2 separate regions of the Homo sapiens genome follow, and region 2 is linked to region 1. The links are chromatin contacts, found by Hi-C or POLR2A ChIA-PET in ENCODE. All regions are on one chromosome and are shown on one strand. The core of a region is the stretch at or near the end of the contact, and the rest is flanking DNA. Distances in the headings are between cores, read along the strand shown.

Region 1 (6,619 bases), core at 2,719-5,218:
CGCCTGGTACCTGAGGTCCGTGGCGCGCTGGTGCTGATCATTCAGAGTGCTCATGGGAAGTGTAGTCTAGAGTCTGTGTGCTTCCTGATCTCCTTGATCTCCATTTTATTGAGGAGGCCTTTAGGCCACCCGAGGGGTCCAGAGTGACCCTGTGGATTAGCAGTGGAGCTCAGCTTGAGCCAGCGCTCTTCAGGGGTCGTGTTCTGCCCCCATTCTCTGGTTCATTCTGCAGGTAGCAGGGAATCATTGAAGATTAGAGAGAATCAAACACCTGGAGAGAGATGACTCTGCCCGGGGAGCCCAGGCTCCTGTCTGGGTGCACACTCCAGGGCTAGATGGTGACTTCTCAGCTACTCTAGCTTCATAGGCTCATAGTGCATGTGAGCACTCATGTGGACACACGTGCACGCGCACACACATGGACACACACACACACACACACACCGCTGTCTTTGGAATCAGACCATGAAAATGCTTCCTCAGAGGCCTAGGGGTGAGGAAGCTGAGGTGAGTTGTGCCTCCAGCTGGATGTGCTGGGATGGGGTGGGAGATGAGGTGGCCACACCTGGGTGGCAGGAACTCTGGGGCAGTGAACCTTCTAACGAACAGATCTGGGATGCTGCCATGAGGAGGAAGAGGGAGTCAGCAGCCATGCCTGCCAATGCCTCCTAGCGCATTTGTCCATGGTTAGCGGATAATTATTGTGTCCCTATGGGTCCCAAGGTGTATTATTTTTTTTTTGCTCTTATAATAAATCAACACAAATTTTTAGCAGCTTCAAACAACACGCATTTATTATCTCACAGTTTCTGTGGGTCAGTAGTCCGGCGTGACATGACTAGGTCTTCTGTGTAAGGACTCGCATGGCCAAAGTCAAGGTATCTGAAGGGACAAGGGAAAAATCCACTTCCAAGTTCAATCTGGTTGTGAGCAGAATTCAGTTCCTTGTGGTTGTACCATGAGGTCTCTGGTCCCCTTCATCTTCAAAGCCGGTAATGGACATCGAGTGTTTCTCTTGCTTGGAATCTGGCACTCTAGCTGGAGAAAATTATCTGCTTTTAAGAGTTCATGTGATTAGATTGGGTGTACCCAGATGCTCCATGCTAATCTCCCTATTATGCACAGATGCATAATCCTAATTGCATCTGTGAAGTGCTTTTTGCCAGGTAACATGGCATACTTGTAGGTTCCAGGGATTAGTGCTTGTCCTCCCCCTGCTATTCTTTAGTGGGCAGGGGGTCATCTGCCTACCACGGAGGTAAGGGGTCAGGAGGTATGCATACAGCAATGCCCAAAAAGAGACTGTCCCCACTGGGATGGAGTTTACCGCCTAGACATGCAGTCTTAACTCAGAAATATGGAGATAGCCTCGAAGGACAGGACAGGTACTGGGCACGTGTGGGAATGGACCAAGCCAGGTGCTCCGGGGGCTTTCCCAAGGAACTAAGGCTGAGCCAAGAACTGAAGGATGAGTTGGAGTCAGATGAGGGAAAATGTGGGCAAACTGGATTTCAGAACCAACCCCCAACCCTGGAGCCAGGAGCCATGGTACTGAAGGACAGTGCGCCATAACTCAGAGAACCAGGGAGGGTTGGCGGAGGCTCACAGGGACCGGGTTACCCCAGGGCCTTGTGACAGTACTACCCCTAGTATCAGAGGAGACTGTCATTGGCATTTAGGCCACTTGGTGCTCATAACACCTCTATGTCAGGTGAACACTATTGTCATCCCCAAATTACAGATGGGGAAAGTGAGCCAAATGTCCATGCTAGTAAGAGGCAAATCATATCACTTCTTTGGGTACCCTTCTAGAAGGATGAGGCTGACTGCCACTGGAAACAGCTGGGGAGGGTACAAGGAGATGACAAGTGGCTCAGAGGCTGTCCTGGCTATAAGAATTAAAGAGGAAAGAAACACCAAGGGTGGCTCGACAGTCAACAAGGACAGGTTTATTTTGGAAAACAAACTTGAGAGGGGCTTCTGGCCAAGTTAGGTCAGAGCCACACTCTCTTACAAACTAAGGATATTTAAGGGTTTTGGAGGGGGTTCTTATCATAGGTTCTGAATGTTTCTGTGTGAGGGAAAGTTTATTGCGGGGATGGAATGTCTCTGGTCAGAAGGGAGGCTGTCTCCGGGTTGGCATGTTTCTGGTCAGAGAAGGGTTTATCTTAGGGTTGGAATGTTTCTGGTTATGCTGACATTAGCTATTAGGCTGATATTTTCGGGCTGGATTTAGGCGGCTTTTAATTAAGGGGGAACTTAGAATGGTGGTGTTTGTTCAAGATGGCAATGCTCCTGCTCCGTCACTGGCCAGGTAAGGCAACCCTTTGTTATGGTAACAACCTGAGATTGGCAGGGGCTCACCTCCAGGGGCAGCTCATGTGCTTGCTGGCGAGGCTGCACCTTGTCATTCAGGTTCACAGGGCACAGGTCAACCAGGCCCTGGCTCTTCAGTCTTCTGCCTGGAGTGACTTATGTAATTCTGCTCAGCTTTCATAGGGCACAGGGAGTCGGGGCTAACTCTGCTGCCTGGGGCTGGAAACAGACTCCTCCCTTGAGGAGCAGCAGTCCACCATAGGGAAGTCACAGTGGTCCAGGCCAAAGGGGATGCAGGTAGTGTAGACTAGGCGGTAGTTCAGGGAATGGAGAGAAGTGGGAATAAAGGGATAGTGAAAGGAAGCATATTTTACTGGCAGGTGATGAGGTGTAGGAGGACAAGTCATACATTTGGACTTTACAGAGCAGTGGACACTCAGTCAGCTGCTGTCAGCGCCTGGGACTTAGGGGAGTGCCCCTGGCTGGAGACATGGTATGGAGTGCCATCAGTTAGGGAGCCCTGGGCACAGGTAAGAGAAGGTGTGACACCAGGAGGGAAAGAGTCTGGGGCCCAGCTGCAGGAACCAATACCCATAGGCTATTTGTATAAATGGGCCATGGGGCCTCCCAGCTGGAGGCTGGCTGGTGCCACGAGGGTCCCACAGGCATGGGTGTCCTTCCTATATCACATGGCCTTCACTGAGACTGGTATATGGATTGCACCTATCAGAGACCAAGGACAGGACCTCCCTGGAAATCTCTGAGGACCTGGCCTGTGATCCAGTTGCTGCCTTGTCCTCTTCCTGCTATGTCATGGCTTATCTTCTTTCACCCATTCATTCATTCATTCATTCAGCAGTATTAGTCAATGTCTCTTGTATGCCTGGCACCTGCTAGATGGTCCCCGAGTTTACCATTAGTGGAAAAGACATTTAAGAAATTCACCAAGGGCTCTATGAGAGGCCATACACGGTGGACCTGACTAGGGTGTGGCTTCCCTGAGGAGCTGAAGTTGCCCAGAGGCCCAGAGAAGGGGAGCTGAGCACGTTTGAACCACTGAACCTGCTCTGGACCTCGCCTCCTTCCCTTCGGTGCCTCCCAGCATCCTATCCTCTTTAAAGAGCAGGGGTTCAGGGAAGTTCCCTGGATGGTGATTCGCAGGGGCAGCTCCCCTCTCACCTGCCGCGATGACTACCCCGCCCCATCTCAAACACACAAGCTCACGCATGCGGGACTGGAGCCCTTGAGGACATGTGGCCCAAAGACAGGAGGTACAGGGGCTCAGTGCGTGCAGTGGAATGAACTGGGCTTCATCTCTGGAAGGGTAAGGGGCCATCTTCCGGGTTCACCGCCGCATCCCCACCCCCGGCACAGCGCCTCCTGGCGACTAACATCGGTGACTTAGTGAAAGGACTAAGAAAGACCCGAGGCGAGGCCGGAACAGGCCGATTTCTAGCCGCCAAGTGGAGAACAGGTTGGAGCGGTGCGCCGGGCTTAGCGGCGGTTGCTGGAGGAACGGGCGGAGTCGCCCAGGGTCCTGCCCTGCGGGGGTCGAGCCGAGGCAGGCGGTGACTTCCCCACTCGGGGCGGAGCCGCAGCCTCGCGGGGGCGGGGCCTGGCGCCGGCGGTGGCGTCACAAAAGGCGGGACCACAGTGGTGTCCGAGAAGTCAGGCACGTAGCTCAGCGGCGGCCGCGGCGCGTGCGTCTGTGCCTCTGCGCGGGTCTCCTGGTCCTTCTGCCATCATGCCGATGTTCATCGTAAACACCAACGTGCCCCGCGCCTCCGTGCCGGACGGGTTCCTCTCCGAGCTCACCCAGCAGCTGGCGCAGGCCACCGGCAAGCCCCCCCAGGTTTGCCGGGAGGGGACAGGAAGAGGGGGGTGCCCACCGGACGAGGGGTTCCGCGCTGGGAGCTGGGGAGGCGACTCCTGAACGGAGCTGGGGGGCGGGGCGGGGGGAGGACGGTGGCTCGGGCCCGAAGTGGACGTTCGGGGCCCGACGAGGTCGCTGGGGCGGGCTGACCGCGCCCTTTCCTCGCAGTACATCGCGGTGCACGTGGTCCCGGACCAGCTCATGGCCTTCGGCGGCTCCAGCGAGCCGTGCGCGCTCTGCAGCCTGCACAGCATCGGCAAGATCGGCGGCGCGCAGAACCGCTCCTACAGCAAGCTGCTGTGCGGCCTGCTGGCCGAGCGCCTGCGCATCAGCCCGGACAGGTACGCGGAGTCGCGGAGGGGCGGGGGAGGGGCGGCGGCGCGCGGCCAGGCCCGGGACTGAGCCACCCGCTGAGTCCGGCCTCCTCCCCCCGCAGGGTCTACATCAACTATTACGACATGAACGCGGCCAATGTGGGCTGGAACAACTCCACCTTCGCCTAAGAGCCGCAGGGACCCACGCTGTCTGCGCTGGCTCCACCCGGGAACCCGCCGCACGCTGTGTTCTAGGCCCGCCCACCCCAACCTTCTGGTGGGGAGAAATAAACGGTTTAGAGACTAGGAGTGCCTCGGGGTTCCTTGGCTTGCGGGAGGAATTGGTGCAGAGCCGGGATATTGGGGAGCGAGGTCGGGAACGGTGTTGGGGGCGGGGGTCAGGGCCGGGTTGCTCTCCTCCGAACCTGCTGTTCGGGAGCCCTTTTGTCCAGCCTGTCCCTCCTACGCTCCTAACAGAGGAGCCCCAGTGTCTTTCCATTCTATGGCGTACGAAGGGATGAGGAGAAGTTGGCACTCTGCCCTGGGCTGCAGACTCGGGATCTAAGGCGCTCTGCCCGCCGGAATCCGTTGTACCTAGGGCCACCACGTGGGGTGCTGGAGGTGAGCCGACCACGGAAGAGGGGGAGGAGGAGTTGGAGTTGGGAGGAGTCCGAGGTCTTCTAGGCCTAGACCTTTCTCTCAGCCCCACCTTCCCCAGCCTTCTTGTTGGGCAGAGGGTAGCCAGAGGACAGAAAGATCCCACCCAGAGCCACTCACTGCCATCCACTTTGTTAGGTGACTTCAGGAGAGTTTTCAGGCGGGTGGGTGGGGGAGGTGCAGAGTTCTTGGTCATACCGCCCCGTCCACCCCCGAACCCCACGCCTTGGGTTCTGCTCCCCTCAGACACCCACCAAGCCTCCGCCACAGCAGTTCCCTGAGGAAATTGGGCGTGGGGTTTCCATTGGGACCGTTCGTGTTCTGTGGTGCCACAGACATGTCTGTAAAACCTTCAGTTATGTTTGGGCGCAGTGGCACAAGCCTGTGATCCCGGCACTTTGGGAGGTGGAGGTGAGTGGAGTGTGACTCCTCTGCTTCTCTCAGTCTCCAGCCACATCTCGTCTCCAGTCCCCTGTTCACTCGGTCATCCCGCGCAGTACTGGACAGCGAGCTCTCCTTCCAGAAGAGCAATGGGGCTGGGTGGGGTGAAGATTAGGAAGAGGAAGGAGAATAGAAGCTCCAGGGAGTCTGGAAGGGTGGCACCCATCTTGGGATGGGGCACCCCTTCCATGAAGGTCTCTAAAGCAAGGCCCTCCTCAGCTTACTCCCTGCCAGCCGAGGGCCTCAGTCTCATTGTTAACTCAGTGAGAGGGCGGTGGAGCCCCTCGTCTACCTCCCAGCTGGGGGAGACATGGGGGGCATGGGATGGCTCCAGCTGTAGCGGGAAGGTCCCACTCCTCTCAGCCTGGCTTTCAGGCTTGAGGTTTCCTTCTTGGATCTGAGTACCTGTGGTGTAACAGGCACCCTCCTCGGCCCTGGCCTTTATCACATCCCCTCAGCTCCTGGGTGCCCCCAGCCCCAGCCTCCCAAGGCCTGAGGCTGAGCTTTGCCCAGGACCCCCAGTTCCCCCCACAACAAACTCTTTCTGCCTCGGGCCCCACACCCCACCAAGCCCTGGCTGGCCCCCTGGCTCCCACCCCGCCTCAGCGGTCTTTGCTCTCGGCTGTGTCACAGATAGGGAGAGCAGGGGCGCAGTGCCCCATGAGCATCTAATGCAACTCCCTCATTTCACAGATGAGGACACTGACCCCAGGATCCAGGGCATGGTCATACACTCAATGCCATGCCCCCTGCAAGGGCCCTGTGGCCTCACATGAGCAAGTTAGACTCTGAGGGCCGAGGAGATGGGCAGGGCAGGCTGGGCACCTGCTGTGTGAGGGCAGGAGGGTTGGTGAGAGCTGTCCTCCAAAAGCAGGTGAGTGTCTGAGGTTCTGTGGCCCCCTGGGGGCATCCACAAGGTCATGGGTCCTTGGACTCCAGGAACAAAGGGGGTGTCTGTGGGTCAGGGACCTATCCGCTTGCCCTGCCCAAAGTGTTCCTAAGTCCCCTGGGACTAATA
Region 2 (6,452 bases), core at 233-2,732, 250 kb after region 1:
TTTACAGTAACAAGGGCTATGGGAGTTAGGAGCCAGCAACCATGGATGAACAAACATATATATATCTTGTCATATATATCATAATATCACAGTGATATAAGACCACATTTTCACTGCCAACAGTTCAGACACATAGAGTCCACATACCTTTGTTTGCCCATCGCCAGGCACTGTGCCCTTCTCAGAGGTGCTTCTGTGATCAGCCAAGCTGTTATCTTTTTCTGGGTCTGTGTGTACAAAAACAGATGTGTCGTGCGGCTTTTTAAAAAGTGCGTGTGTGGCTGGGTGCAGTGGCTCACGCCTGTAATCCCAGCACTTTGGTAGGCAGAGGTGGGTGGACCACCTGAGGTCAGAAGTTCGAGACCAGCCTGGCGAAACCCCATCTCTACTAAAAATACAAAAATTAGCCGGGCGTGGTGGTGCATGCCTGTAGTCCCAGCTAGTCAGGAGGCTGAGGCAGAAGAATCCCTTCAACTCAGGAGGCGGAGGTTGTAGTGAGCTGAGATTGCACCACTGCGCTCCAGCCTGGGCGACAGAGCAAGACTCCGTGTCAAAAAAAAAAAAAAAGTGTGCGTGTGTGCTTTTTAGCGACTTTGCTTTTTCCATGACACCAAGTCTTGGAGAAGTTTCCATGTGAGAAGGTCAGGTCATTTTGCTCTCTGCAGCTGCTGCCCAGTCTCCTTGGGTGGACACATGTATGGGCCCAGTGTCTGCTCTCACAGTCTCCTGGTTTGTGCGTCTTTGTGCTGTTGCTGTGTTCCTAAGTCCCCTGGCCTGGCCCAGAGGAGATGCCCACATGAATATTTGTGGATTAATTTCATTCATCCCTTTCCCCTCAGCAGTTGGTCTCCAAGCTCATTCTCCTGGATCAGCCAGTGCTGGATGTTGTAGGAGTCAGGCAAAGCCTTGGCCCTGGCCACAGGATGCTCAAGGCTGACAGTAGAGCACTGCCTGCATGTCTCCATGCGGGGCCTTCATAACGTGCTACAGGGCATGTAGGAGGGACAGGGAGCTGGGCTCTCCCATGCAGGGTGGGGTGCTGCTCAGCCAGAAAGGGGGCAGGAGAGGAAGGCTAGGATTAGAGGCACCCTCGGGGGAACTCCTTAGGCTGGGCTGCTGACAGAACCTTCCTGGGGAGTTTAAGGGACCAGAGAATGGGATGGGTGCTAAGGATCGAGTGAGTGGGACCTTGGGTTCCTATGTCAGCTTTGCTGACAGGAACTCCTTGCAAATGGGAACTGCCCCATGACTGGCTGGCCCCCACAGCAGCACAGATGGACGTGTAGCAGGGCTCAGCACTGTGGTTGAACATGAGGAGGAGTGAAGATGGCATGTCTTGGGTCCCACTGTTCCACACACCGTCCTCCCTGAGCAGAGGGGACCAGGAAAGCAGGCACCAAGCTAGGTGGTAGGTGCTGCTGGGGTGGCTACCCACACCATGGAGGCTGAGGGTTTGTGTCTGGGTGCCCAGAAGCTTCTGGGGCTCCCCCCGCAGGCATACACACCTCTGGCAGGCAAGCCTGCATGGGCCAGAGCCAGGCTGCTTTGTCCAGGGTGAACTTCTCTCCCTGTCTTGTAGTTGATTCAGAAACGTTCCCATAGTAACCAAACCAGACAGAGATGGTTCTCCTTCCTTCCCCAAAATGTTTGCTTATTTTAGCAGGCAGGGTTTTTTCTTGTTTCAACCCAGTTTCCAGCCTCTGAAAGAAGCAAAGGGAGCTCAGGGCCAGGCTGGTACTGCCTCCTGCTTCTGAGGCCGTGTGGGGCAGGCAGCAATGGTGGCCTGAGTGTGAGTGGAAGGGAGGTGCCGGCCTACTGTGGCCTCCCTGAGTGTGGTGTCTCCCCTAAAGCTGCTCCTGCCGCTGCTCAGGTGGGCAGCCCCCAGGTCCCAAGATCACTGAGAAGAGCACAGATTTTGGGCACAGGCAGGCACAGCTCCCAGCCACTCTACCCCTTACTCAGCTTGGGCTACCCGTAAGCAGAGTGGTCCCGACAGGTGGATGAAAGCTATCATCACACACTTGGCATGCCACACAAATCACCCTTAGGTCTGGAGATGGGCCTGCATGGAGGCCTTGGGGCTTATCTGTGGATCCTAGAGGCCAGTGCTAGGATGTGACTGAAGCACGGAGCAGGAGGAGCTCCAACTCACACCTGGCTGGGGCCTCCATAAGCTCAAGGCCCTGCCCTGGCTTGAATGGAGCAGCCTGAGATGTGGATGGTGGCCTTAGCCGTCACACCCACCACACAGGTCTCTTTCTGTGAGGCCTGGCCCAGTCTTTGGTGCCTGTGGATGGTGGTCAAACTTCCTGTTCTTGGTCACTGCTGCATAGCACTCCACTGTCTGGTTGTCCTGGTGGTCTACCTCCCCTCTTCCTAGCGGATAGGTGGCTTTTGGTTTTCCACTATTAGAAAAAGAATGCTGCTATCTCTGATCTCCTTTCTCACCTGTGCCGGGGTCTCCAGGACAAATGCCTGGAAGTTGGAGGCCAGGACACAGGTCCCCACAGCCAAGCGCTTCCACACCTTGCCAGGTGTTTTGGCAGAGCCAGGCCAGATGCCCTCCCACCAGCCCTTGCCCCACCCCCTCCCAGGACTCAGAACCACAGATGACTTTCATTTTGGCCTATCTGTGGAGTGTGCCAAAAAACCCCAGGTGGTTTCAGTGTGTGTCTCCCATGTGAGTGGGGAGGCTGAGCCTCTTCCCACACCGGTAGCCAGTCCCCTTTGTCTACCCAGGGTCTGCCATGTTCTCTCCTACTTGGCGGCTGCCACAGGTGGTTCTGTTTGTCCTGACTGTGTTGCTTAAACTGATGGGAGGTACAGTCATCATGAGCTGTCTTTGTTTCTTGAAAACATTTATGCCCTGTGCTGTCCCAGCCCTGGAGCCTGAGTGCTCACTGAAGGCCTTGATGTGGTCTGGTAGGGAGGAAGGGCCTCCCCACCCAATTTCTGGTACCCCATACCTGCCAGAGTTGGGGGGAAGGAGAGAAAGTCTCCAAAGCCCAGGGTACTGTCCTTCTCAGCAAGAATCAGTCATGCCCATTGTACTTTAATTCGCCACCAGTTGGTTGTGTAACCTTGGAGGAACCCCCTCCCTGCACCCAGTGAGCAGATGTGAGGTATATGTTAGGGGTGGGTACAGTGGACCCACCTTCCAGAGCAGGTCTCAGCCAGTGCCTCTCTCCTCAGAGAGAGCCAGTAGTCCAGAAGGAGGCTGTTGGAGCCCAGCAGACCTGGACACCCCAAGGCAGGGACCTCATCTAGGACAGCATTGCCATTGCCCTCCCAAAACCTCTCCTAGCTCAGCAGGCAGGGAGTGCCTAGTGACTGAATTCCTCTCATCCTCAAGAATTCCCTAGGACGAATGACTGGGAATTAGCAGCCCCAGAGCAAGGGGAACAGGTATATCCTGACTCAGTCACCCAGGAACCCAGCTGTGGCCAGGCCCCAAGGTCTGTGCCTGAGACATCTGTCTCCTGTTGCAGGGCCAGACCTGACATCACCTCCCTGACCAGCCCCAGCCTGACTTGCCCCTTCTCTCTCTCCATCCCTCTGGCTTGTAAGAGAGGTACCTTCCCTGGTGGGCCTGTGGTCAGCCCCTGCCCCCAGGCGCCAGCCCCAGGTTCAGAGCCTGTTGCAGGCAGACATCAGTGAAGACCAAAGCACAACCTAGGGAAGAAGTGTTGGTCTCCACTCAATTCCTGGTGCCCCACACCACTCCAGGCTGCAAGCAGATCTGAGTTGCCTCCCAGCAGGTAAACAAGCCCCAGGACTGTCCACACAGGGTGTTCCTGCCTACCTTCTCTCATCAGGGCCAGGGAACATGGGGATAGGAAGAGCTGGTTTGTAATAGCCTCACTCCTTCCCCCAAGTCAGTCCCATATCACCTTCTCCCCTCTCAGGACCAGTTGTGACCAATTTTCATGCCACCGCTGCTTGTCCCTTTGCTCACACTTCAAGGAGCATAATACCTGCTGTGTGCCAGGCCCTGGGCCAGCTGTGTGGTCCAAAAGGGCTCAGGTCCACAGGCCAGCCTGCAAGCCTGGATTAGTAGTCACCTTTCAAAGAGGTGCTAGGAAGTAAAGTGACTTGGCCATGGTCCTATCACTAGTCTGTGCTGGAGGAGGGGTGTGTACTTCACTATGTATAGTGTGGAAGCCCATGCGTTGTGACTGGTAGCCTCAAGTCAGGGGCCCCCTGGTTCCTACACCGGGATTGGCCCAGCTGTCCTAGACAGGAGTGTTATCTGAATGGCCCATTGGCTGGATGGGGAGGATGGAATTAGGTAGCAGTGGGCAGGGGGATGTGGGCATCTAGCCCTACCATAGGAGGTGAGGCTGGGATTCCAGACTGAGAGGGAACCAGTGCTAGGCTGTGGCATCAAGCAGGGATTCCCTTGGGTTGCGGGACTACACTGTCTGCTAGCCTGAGCCCCCACCCCCTTTTGGTGTGGCTCCAACTGGCTGGCTAGCTGGGTTGTACCATTTTTCCTTGGTAGCCTACAGGCGTGTCCTGGGCTGGGGCTCTTGAGGCTGAGAGCAGTGACAATGGAGGATGCTACCCTGCCTGCAGTGCCACAGCAGCTGGGCCTGGCTGTGCCTGGCCTTGTTGGGGGCCTGGCAGAGAGTAGCGGCCCATAGTAGCAGTGGCAGGACCAGCACTTATTGGGGGCTTGATCGGGGGGTGCCTCCTTAGGTGACATAGCATGTCCGTGAGGCTTAGGTACTATTATCATCCTCATTGTACAGACGGGGAAGTTGTTACCAATAGGCTCTGCAGGCTGGGAAAACCAAAGCCCTTTTCTACCCTCTGCCCCCTGGGCCATCAGAGGCCTCGCTCTTCCCCTTGGACAGCAGTGCTTATGGCTGTTTTCAGGCCCTGGGCCAGCTGTGTGGTCAAAAGGGGCTCAGGTCAGTGCCACTCCCCAACTGGTTGGCTGCTCTGGGTGCCGGGAGAGAATGCTGCCAAAGGGATGCTTGTCAAGTGCTTGTCTTCTGCAGCAGCAATTGCCAGTATTCCTGACACAGTGGGCCAGGGCCCCATGGGAGCCTGGTGCTATTGTGTCCCTTTGAACAAGGTGCAGAAGCCTAGGGAATAATGGCCCAAGATCACAAGCTAGCAAGTGGCCAGGCTACCATTCAAGGTCTGTCTGAATCCAAGGCCTGCACTCTCAGCCACTATGTCGTTGGAAATTCAGAGGTCACATCTAAGCTCTCTGTTCCAGCAGTGATGTCTGCTGTGGACATGTGATGGGGAGGGACAGCAAGAGTGTCAGACTGTGTCCTTGCTCCTCCTTGCCTCTCCAGGAGGTGGACTCTCTTGTCCCTCCCTTGCTTTCACCATCAGAGAGCAGGGCTGAGACCTCCTGGTGGTGAAGCATTCTGCCCAGCCCTTGGTCACCTGATGGTGCATGTCATCTTCCACTAAGCCATTAGAGAGGCCCACTCTCAAGGGGTGCCCAGGTCCCTAGGGGAGATGATCAGGTAAACAGAGCACATGATCCAGCAGCCATGGAACCCAGAGCTCACAGTGTCTTTTGAGAAGGCCTGTGGTAGATGGGAAGATCATGGGCACAGGGGCAGCTGGGCTGCACTGGCCCCAATTTGTAGAAACCACAAGTAAATCTCCTCCACATTTGACTTCCCTCTTTGGGGCCTCACCTGGCACTCTGTTGCCCCTCCTGCCCACCTCTCCCTCAAGGCCATCCTAGGCCTGTTCAGACTGTTGGTGGAGGCCATTTCCAGTCAGGGCTTTCCTGCCAGGTGTTGCTGTGCTCCGTGTTGCTGTGCTCAATGTGACTGCACAGCCCAGCCTTCCCCAAGCTTATCTCCAGCCCTGCCCAGGCTAGTGTTGGATCCTGCCTGAGCCCCTATGGGAGTCACTTTTGCACATGTGCTTTTGGAGACAGGCCTGCCCCTCCTGGAGCACAGGCCCCATCACCTAAGTGAGCAGACAGTGTGAGAATGACAGGAGAGTGACGTTAGAGGACATGCCTGTGAAGGACAGAACAGGGCCAGGCTTCTGAGCAGAAGATGCAGCATGAGGCACAGTGTGGGGCACAGACAGTGCCACATGCACATCAGGGAGGGCCTCGCAGAGTTGCATGCTATACGCAGTGGTGGGTGGCCAGCTGGCCACCACTGGACCCTGTTTTCCTGGGCCAGGTGCAGTTTGGTCTTTCTCACAAAGAAAGGGGGACTGAATTGAGGAGCGTCTTCCAGGTGTTGCACTAGCTGCCCTGAATGCACTGGAGGGGCTGGGCTGGGGCTGGGGCTGGGGCAGAGGCAGCAGGAGCACTGTCAACCCACCATTCCTCAGGGCTCCAAAGTGCTGTGTTTGGCACTTCTACATACAATGGCTTGTTGAATTCTCATAATTCATGAGATGTAGGTAGTGCCATTGTCCCTGCCTCGCAAATTAAGAAAACGAGACAGGCACACAGCAAGTTT

What was found. A loop is a pair of places that touch in the nucleus more often than their neighbours do. ChIA-PET counts read pairs that join two places held with the same protein, here RNA polymerase II (POLR2A). Pooled maps may share reads with other maps.
Region 2: a loop to region 1 is called in a pooled map, with 2.4 times the contacts of the local background. The contact joins the enhancer-like site here to the promoter of MIF in region 1. A Hi-C loop is called at or near these places in 1 of 168 maps with a recorded cell type or tissue (naive thymus-derived CD4-positive, alpha-beta T cell), 8 of 37 single-sample maps with no recorded cell type and 12 of 50 pooled maps. POLR2A ChIA-PET finds 5 or more read pairs at or near these places in 11 of 52 experiments (AG04449, B cell, CD4-positive, alpha-beta T cell and 6 more).

Annotation. Positions count from the first base shown.
Region 1 is chr22:23,890,415-23,897,033 of GRCh38, forward strand. MIF (macrophage migration inhibitory factor) reads left to right here and starts at 3,969. Exons shown (of 3, transcript NM_002415.2): 1 at 3,969-4,168; 2 at 4,358-4,530; 3 at 4,626-4,809. The coding sequence starts at 4,061. The coding sequence ends at 4,692. It overlaps MIF-AS1 (MIF antisense RNA 1), which reads right to left. Exons shown (of 3, transcript NR_038911.1): 2 at 5,415-5,696; 3 at 3,296-5,118. RefSeq lists enhancers at 3,644-4,451, 4,452-5,259.
Region 2 is chr22:24,139,014-24,145,465 of GRCh38, forward strand. All of the region lies in intron 29 of CABIN1 (calcineurin binding protein 1), which reads left to right. Among named protein-coding and RNA genes, the nearest start is that of SUSD2, 39 kb to the right of the region's middle. RefSeq lists enhancers at 5,138-5,872, 5,873-6,452. Within about 2 kb of position 1,483, at least 10 of the 41 ENCODE cell types and tissues checked have a DNase peak (open chromatin) inside an H3K27ac peak, as active enhancers do; they include CD4-positive, alpha-beta T cell, where a contact is called at or near this core.